Linked DNA regions of Homo sapiens: all the other regions are linked to region 3. A link is a contact called in ENCODE Hi-C data. All regions are on one chromosome and are shown on one strand. Each heading gives the region's core, a stretch centred on a gene start or an enhancer-like site at or near the end of the contact. The rest is flanking DNA. Distances are from core to core; before and after follow the strand shown.

Region 1 (2,700 bases), core at 69-2,568, 1.1 Mb after region 3:
TATAACTTTCACAGTGAGAGAGGAGAAGTCAATGCCTGGCTTCAAAGCTTCAAAAAACAAGCTGACTCTCTTGTTGGAAGCTAATGAAGCTGGTGACTTTAATTTGAAGCCAATGCTCATTTACCATTCCAAAATTTCTAGGGCCCTTAGGAATTATGCTAAATCTACTCCACTTGTTCTCTATAAATGGAACAACAAAGCCTGGGTGGCAGCATATCTATTTACAGTATGGTTGACATGCTGTATTTTAAGCCCACTATTGAGACCTACTGCTCAGAAATATAATTTTCTTTTAAAATATTACTGCTCATTGAGAATGTACTTGGTCACCCAAGAGCTCTGATAAAGCTCTAATGCAAGAAGATTAATGTTGTTTTCATGCCTACTAACACAGCATCTATTCTGCCGCCCATGGATCAAGGTGTAATCTTATTATTTAAGAAATACATTTTGTAAGGCTATCACCGCCACAGATAGTAATTCCTCTGAGGGATCTCAGTAAATTGGAAACCTTCTGAAAATGATTCATCATAGTAAATGCCGTAGAGAACATTTGTGATTCATAGGAGGAGGTCAAATTATTAATAATAACAGGAGTTTAGAGGAAGTTGATTACAACCCTCATGGATTACTTTGAGGAGTTCCAAGACTTCAGTGGAGGAAGTAACTGCAGATGTAGTGCCAATGGCAGGACAACAAGAATTAGAAGCCGAGCTTGAAGACGTGATTAAATTGCTGCAATCTCATGATAAAACTTTAATGAATGAGGAACTGCTTCTAATGGACAAGCAAAGAAAGTGGTTTCTTAAGGTGGAATCTACTCCTGGTGAAGATGCTGTAAATATTGTTGAAATTACAACAAAGGATTTAGAATATTACATCAATTTAGTTGGCAAAGCAGATGCAGATTTTGAGAGGACTTACTTCAATTTTGAAAGATGTTCTACTATGGGTAAAATGCTACCAAACAGCATTGCATGGTACAGATAACTCTTTAATGAAAAGAAGAGTAAATCAGTGTGCTGAGCTTCACTGGTGTCTTATTTTCAGAAATTACCACAGCCATCCCAAACTTCAGCAACCACCCACCTCACCAGTTAACAGCCATCAACATTGAAGCAATACCCAAAACCAGCAAAAAGATTACAACTCTGAAGGTTCAGACAATCTTTAGCATTTTTAACAATATTTTAAATTAAGATATGCAATTTTTTTACATAATGCCATTTCACACTTAACTCATTATCATATAGGGTAAACACACTTTCATATGCACCGGGAAACTAGAAAATTCATGTGACTCACTTTATTGCAATATTTGCTTCATTGCAGTAGTCTGAAACTGAAACCACAAAATCTCTGAGGCACGCCTGTATTCTTCAGGTTAATTGTGGATCAGTAAAAAATCAAACTAAGCTCTTTCACATTTGTTTGGCATATAGAGAAATAAAAAGATAATGATGGTGACATTGATGAACGGGATGGAATTAGTATCAAGCTTCAGTGGTAAGAACAAGAATCTCAGAAATGTAGTCCCAAGTTTTAACATGACAAGTGGTGAGAACTCACTTGTCAATTGGAGGGTGTCAGATGACCAATTTTCTAAAATCAGTGGTTCCATAAACTACTGCTGCTATGAGAGTCCAAGCCATTCCAGAATTTACAGTTTGATGAGAGTATTCTGTCTTCATCTGTCTAGCTCCAAGAGCATCATGGCATCCTACCACTTCTCCTGCTCTGAAATGATTCTGAAACCACTAGTTTTTAGGTCTAAGGTTTGCTGAAAAAGCTATGTGGCATAGGGTGTCAAAAGGAGCACCGTCCTAATCTTGAAGATTCTTGAGGAAATCATACGTCATAGTGTATTGGATCAGATCATGTGGTCAGTGGTTATGCTAATTGTATTTATGCTATGCCCATCTAAACTCTCAATGATATCATTGATTTGATGAAGATAGATCCTGAAACATTGAGAATGACATGAATGAATGTTAAGATTCCAGTGTTATTTGTAGTATATCTGAACTCTTCCAAAGGCCTGTACATTTATTGGAACAAACATCCTACCGCAGCTGCTACTTCTTTGATCACATAGAAAATGTCCCTGCTTGGTGATTTTCTTTTCTTTCATGGCATGCACATCCTTAAGAACTGGGGAAAATATTACTTTAGTAAACTAATAACAACATTTTTTACATACTATCAGAGAAAGAAGTAATTATGGGATTTAATAAAATGCCCTAAGAATGTCATAGGAAATATTGATACAGAAATGCAGGTTTTTTTCTGAAACTGATACATTTGATTAATTCTTGGAGTCTCATTTTAAAAACTCTAGATTTTATTATAATATCACACTAAACATAGTTTAGTGTTTATTTTTATTTTTTATTTTCCTTTTTTTTTTTTTTTGGAGATGGAGTCTTACTCTGTTGCCCAGGCTGGAGTGCAGTGGTGTGACCTTGACTCATTGTAACCTCCGCATCCTAGGTTCAAGCAATTCTCCTGCCTGAGCCTCCTCACTAGCTGGCACTACAGGTGCACACCGCCATGCCCGGCTAATTTTTATATTTTTAGTAGAGATGAGGTTTTGCCATGTTGGCCACTCTGGTCTCAAACTCCTGACCTCAAGTGATCCACCTGCCTCAGCCTCCCAAAGTGCTGGGATTATAGGCATGAGCCCCTGTGCCTGGCCAATTT
Region 2 (2,700 bases), core at 131-2,630, 1.4 Mb after region 3:
AAGAGTAGCAATTCACACTCGACACTTATACCCAGAGCAGTGTCATTTGAAGCTGTGAAGATGTGATCACTAAGGGAAGAGAGAACTGGAAGATAAGGCCAAAGTCAGAACATTTGGGAGCCCCTATACTAAAGGGGACAAGAGGAATAACAAAAAGTGAAAAAGAAAAAATATAAAGGTCATATCAGAAACATTTTTATAGGAGATATCTTAGCATACCCCTTCAGAACTCTTTTCCTCAGACTTACACAAACCAAATTGGATTCAATAAACCAATTTTAACAGATATGTTAAACACATGATATATACCAATTAAACATTCTGTAATTATTAAATAATAAAATATGTTTATGTAAATCTAACACATATCTTTATGACAAATAATAGGTGCTTTCCCCGATAGTTTTCTTAGGTCATTGTTTAATTACCTTTCACTGTTTCTTGGAATATGATGCCAGCTTATTTTCATTATCATCACTGGAAAATTTGGGAAAGTAGGAAAAAAAGAAAAAATCTATCTTACTATTTAATAGTTTGTGATACAATATATTAATAATTGAACGATAATTTTACTGTTACTCCAAGTAATCCTAGAATCTGATAGACAGGAAATCAGGGAAGTAAAATAACTCAAATATGCTTTAAAGACATGTTAAGTAACTTTTCCCCTTTCCTGCTTATATTTGTGCCAAATAAGTAAAACCAATATAATTGGAGAAGAATGGGAGGTGATGCTGCATTTATTAATAGAATGGTCACCAGCATGACTCCTCCAATGACTGAAATAATAAAATATATCACAAAAATTGAAAGGGAATACAAATTCTAACAAGATTGGTATAAATTTTGCATTAAGAGCCTCAGAGGTCAAGGATGAGGGCTTCAGAAAAGATTTTTCATTTTTTAAATATAAAAAGTCTTGTAAATCTTCAACAATCATATTCTTTAGATTTGAAGGTAGAAGTCAGATAAGTCCAGTCCATAGGATTCAGCAGCGTATAGAGATAGAGCAAGGAGAGAAAGATTGTCTGGACTTGTCTCTTATGAGGAGCAGCACTGCAATAAAGGGAATAACTAGGGATTTTAACTTAATGAGGTGACAGGATTGAGAAATGTTTTTTCTTTCTTTTTTTTTTTTTAACATTGCAATTTTCAAAGTGTTTGTTGATTTAATGTCTGACAAGGGATGGAGCAAATGTGATAATGAGAGTGATATCCACAGAGAATTACATGCCCTCCTTTATTTCTCCCAGCCTCCCTGAGGTTAGGTTTGAGCCACATGACTAGTTCTAGCCAATGGACTGTAAGTGCAAATGATGTGTGTCAATTCAAGAGTGGATTTTCCAAGATCTCTTTTCCACACGAGGGCAAATTTGAAGTCTCATGTTGCTATGGTTGAATCACAAAGTGGAAAGCCCCTGGATTCCCAAGCTACCAGACATATTACCTATCTATTGCTGTGTAACAAACTACTCCCAAACAGATGTTTATCATCTTACAGATTTTGTGGGTTAAGAACCGTAGCATAGTTTACCTAGGGGCCTGTGGCTCAAATTCTTGCATAAGGTTACTGCAAAGCTGTTTTCTGGGACTCTAGTCTCCTCCGAAGGCTCAACTGTGGTGAGGGAGTACCTACCTCCAAGCTCACTTAGGTTTGCTGGCAGGCCTTGGTCCCTTGCAACCAGTACCTCTCTACAGGATTCCCTTCTAACACAGCAGGTGACTTTCCTTGAAGTAAGTGATTCAGGAGAAAGTGTGAAAGTGTTCTCAAGATGAAAACCACAGTCATTTTATAACCTACTACTGGAAGTGCAACCTATTATTTCTGAGTATTTAATCATTAGCAGTGAGTCAATAAGTCCAGTCCATATCCAAGAATACAAGATGAGTCAAGGAGATATAGAGGGGATGAATACAAGGAGTCAGGGATGACTGTAGGGCCATCCTTAAGGCTACCCCAACACACCAAATGAAGGAGAATACCCACTAACGGAACTTTGCAGGAGTACAAACAAAATCTTTTGTTTTATGCTATAGAGATTTTTGAGGTTGTTCTTTTAGTATAGCCTCATCTCTCATGACTAATAAAAGCTCTAGTAGGAGACAGAATGGAATTGAACCATAAAAAGCTAACCATAAAAGTAGATGAAGATGATAGGGCATAATAAAACATCAAAAATGTATTCAAATAGTATGTTCATAACAGACTTCAAAAAACAATTTGGTATAGTACTTTAGACATGACTATGTGTACCTTTCATTTTTAAGCCTATTCTTATATGATTTCAAATACCATTAGTACTCCTAAATGATGTCAGTGTGATAGAATCTTTTTTTGTGGTGATTATCTAAGGCTGCCTGTATGCATGACTGTTAAAACATGCCTAGAGACTTTACAAACAGATGGTTCTTTGGATCTTCCCACAGACTGTCAGCATGAAAGTGCAACTAACAGCTTTCTGTGATCTTCTATACCTCTACTTCCTCCTTTTAGTTACCAAAATTGATTTTAATTTTTTTCTCACACCTCAAGTTTAGATAATCTAAAGTAGGTCACTCTGTAGCATCTAAAACACTCCCAGTAGCTCTGTTCAGAGTGTGAAGTCAGACACTTTTAAAGCATTCAAAGTGAAAGCCAGCACTGGGAAGAGAAACATAAAATGTGTTCAAGTGGTTCTCTAACAAAACAAGATACAATCT
Region 3 (2,744 bases), core at 192-2,691:
AATATACATTTTTTTAGCCTTTCCGCTATTAACTTGTTTCAATGGGAATAATCTGGGCTCAGATGACTTCCTCCCTCTTAAAACAATTAATGTCAAGAAGCATACTATTTTTACTCACTTACCCTGCCCACCATGATGTCAAACACACTGAAGAAAATAATTCTATTACATAATTTCCCTCTTTCCCTAATATTCTTTAGAATTTCTCTTAGGTGTAAAAGTTAAATATTGACTCAGTTTTACTTCTGTGAAATTCAAACGGCCTTTCACAATAATACAAATATACATGGCATTATTTTAAACTTTTTGAGAAGGAGATAGTAAAGGGTGGGTAAGCGAAGTAAAAAGGAATTCTTTCCAAAGTTAAGTTTCAGAAGAAAAATATAAAACTCATGCCTCTAAGATACCTAGAAACAAAATCACCACCGTTATTAAAATTGCTTTTTACCTAATCTCCTGAGCAAAGTAGTCGTTGATAAATACTTTAGCACACACATAAAAGTACCCTCTAATTGGATACCGTTTTGCAAGAACCATGCATCTACAGTTGCTGCATAAAGAAACACCAGAGACCAATCTAATTTTATAAGCAGAATCATAAGAAAACATCCAAGACAAAAGTAACAAACGGACTTAAGAAAACACCGGTTATATTTAATGCTCAGAGAGCACTCGGAATAATAACCTCTTAACCTCAACGCTGACTCCCTCCCGGACACCACACGCACACAGGCAGCCCCAGGAGAGTCACATCTGACACACTCGGGGGAAGCACGAGAACCCCTCAGCGGCGGTGTCAGGGGCCGCCCGGCCTCCCCTGTCCCCCGAAAGGCGGGCGTCGACAAGGCGCTAGTGGCCTCTCCGGGAGGAGCCGCGCCAACCACGGAGGGCCGGGGACGCAGGGCGGGCAGGCTTTGCGGCCTAGCGCCGTCCCGCCGGCCGGCCAGAGGCTTGGGGGCCGGACCGCACCCCCAGCCCGCCCGGCCAACCTCGGCCGCCCGGGGAGCCGGTTGAGCGCGGAGGCGCGGAGGAGCCGAGCTGGCCTGGGAGGGGCCGCCGAGGGACGCCCGCCCCCGACGCGCCCGGGCCCCCCCACTCACTTGGTCCTGCAGTCCATGGTTACATGTCGGTGTGGGGCTGTCCGTCCGGCCCCCGCGCGCTGGCCTGGAAGCCCGCAGCCCGGCCGCGCGAGGGTCGCGCCGTCCCCGCCCACGCCGGCGGCCACACAGGGAAAGAGGCTGCTCACAGCAGCCGTGGCGGCGGGCCCATGTCGGCTGCGCCCCCGGCACTTCCCCGCCTCCCACCCCACCCACCAGAGCCTTTCTGTGACAGCAGCGGTGGCGTGGCCGCCGCCCCCGTCTCCGCCGGTAGCCGCCACCAAAGCTGAGGCCTCTCAGTTCCTGCGACCGGGGCCGCCCGCTGCGGCTCCTGCACCTTCTTGCAAATCAGGAAGTCGCCGGGAGGGGGAAGGGGCGCGCGGGGACGCGCCCAGCGGCTTCACCTGGGCCGTGCGGCTCGCAAGTCGGAGACTGTGGAGGAGGCGGGGGCCAGGTCCCCGCGCCCGGGCGGCCAGAGGGTGCAGGGGGAGCGCTAGTGCCTGCTGGGATGGCCCACGTACCGCTTTGCCACCTAGCCAGAAAGGCAAGGTGCCCCCTGTGTCCTCAGCATGAACCAAACCGGCTTCCTTTCTGGGTCCAGTCCAGATTCCAGGGCGTCGGGGCTGCAACCCCACAAAGGGCGAAGTACCTGGAAAAGTACCTCGACCTGCAGTGTTTTCCACACACATACACACGGACTTGGGTTCCTTTCATTTCATACTACAAATTCAGAGCTCAAGTTGATGCCCCTGGCTCTTGCGTCACTCCAGCTGTGGCCTGCTTACAGCTCTCTGAAATCCAGAGCTACCCCCTCCTGATTCAGGAATGTTCAGACATGTGCACCTGCTAAATAGCCCTGTCAAGTAGCCAAATGGTAGTGCCCCACTTGTCTGCGCATGTGGGAGGCAGACATTCCTATACCACAGACTGCAGTGATAACCAAGGACTAACTTTTGAACACATGTACATAGTCGCAGGCCTCATAGTCTGGCAGTTTAGGCGAGTTCAGAGAGGGCACCACTGAATAAGCGTGGGAGGGACTGATTTACACAGCCCTAAAGCACATGTGAAGCAGGTTATGTGCACTCTCACCCAGTACTTGTCATAGGTGTGTGATAGATACTTTCATCAGCATTTTACAGATGAAGAAACCAGGGAGTAATGGCAAAGCTGGAGTTCACACCAGGTCTATCTGATGCTGATTATTTACTTCTACCTCATATTGCCTGTCTCCCTCCTCTGCTGTCTCATATTTAGGATCTACTGAGAAGACAGGTAGAAAAGTCTTATGATGGACATTCAAATGACTGTGGAAGGCCAGGCTCTTACACAGAGATCTTCTGGGAAAGGCCTTCTCCCAGCTAACACTGCCACCCTTGACACATAGCCACAGTGTTTCTTCCAAAAGGTGGTTACTTCAGACTTTATTCATGCAGAAGTTAAGATGATGAGAGGAAACCAAATGTGGTATGAATGTAGTGTGAGTCATAAGACATAAAAGTCAGAAAAGGAGTCTTAAGAATTAAAAAACTCAAGAGTCAGAGAACCTGAAGTTGCACTCAGTTATATAACCTTAAACTTTCTTGCCAAAATTGGGTACTACTTGGTCAACAGGATCAGAAATATTGTATAGCCATGGGCCTGTTA

What was found. Hi-C counts contacts between places; a loop is a spot of excess contacts on that map. Pooled maps may share reads with other maps.
Region 1: a loop to region 3 is called in a map of CD8-positive, alpha-beta T cell, with 2.5 times the contacts of the local background. The contact joins the enhancer-like site here to the promoter of DENND1B in region 3. A Hi-C loop is called at or near these places in 1 of 168 maps with a recorded cell type or tissue (CD8-positive, alpha-beta T cell), 3 of 37 single-sample maps with no recorded cell type and 4 of 50 pooled maps.
Region 2: a loop to region 3 is called in a map of natural killer cell, with 9 times the contacts of the local background. The contact joins the enhancer-like site here to the promoter of DENND1B in region 3. A Hi-C loop is called at or near these places in 1 of 168 maps with a recorded cell type or tissue (natural killer cell), 3 of 37 single-sample maps with no recorded cell type and 7 of 50 pooled maps.

What each region holds. Positions count from the first base shown.
Region 1 is chr1:198,918,518-198,921,217 of GRCh38, forward strand. All of the region lies in intron 1 of MIR181A1HG (MIR181A1 host gene), which reads right to left. Among named protein-coding and RNA genes, the nearest start is that of MIR181A1HG, 18 kb to the right of the region's middle. RefSeq lists an enhancer at 1,338-1,427. Within about 2 kb of position 1,319, at least 5 of the 41 ENCODE cell types and tissues checked have a DNase peak (open chromatin) inside an H3K27ac peak, as active enhancers do; they include CD8-positive, alpha-beta T cell, where a contact is called at or near this core.
Region 2 is chr1:199,171,076-199,173,775 of GRCh38, forward strand. All of the region lies in intron 3 of LINC02789 (long intergenic non-protein coding RNA 2789), which reads left to right. All of the region lies in intron 1 of LOC107985243 (a long non-coding RNA gene), which reads right to left. Among named protein-coding and RNA genes, the nearest start is that of LINC02789, 24 kb to the left of the region's middle. RefSeq lists an enhancer at 2,471-2,520. Within about 2 kb of position 1,381, at least 4 of the 41 ENCODE cell types and tissues checked have a DNase peak (open chromatin) inside an H3K27ac peak, as active enhancers do; they include natural killer cell, where a contact is called at or near this core.
Region 3 is chr1:197,774,039-197,776,782 of GRCh38, forward strand. DENND1B (DENN domain containing 1B) reads right to left here and starts at 1,442. Exons shown (of 23, transcript NM_001195215.2): 1 at 1,101-1,442. The coding sequence starts at 1,117. RefSeq lists silencers at 790-1,299, 1,450-1,649, 1,941-2,235 and an enhancer at 2,610-2,659.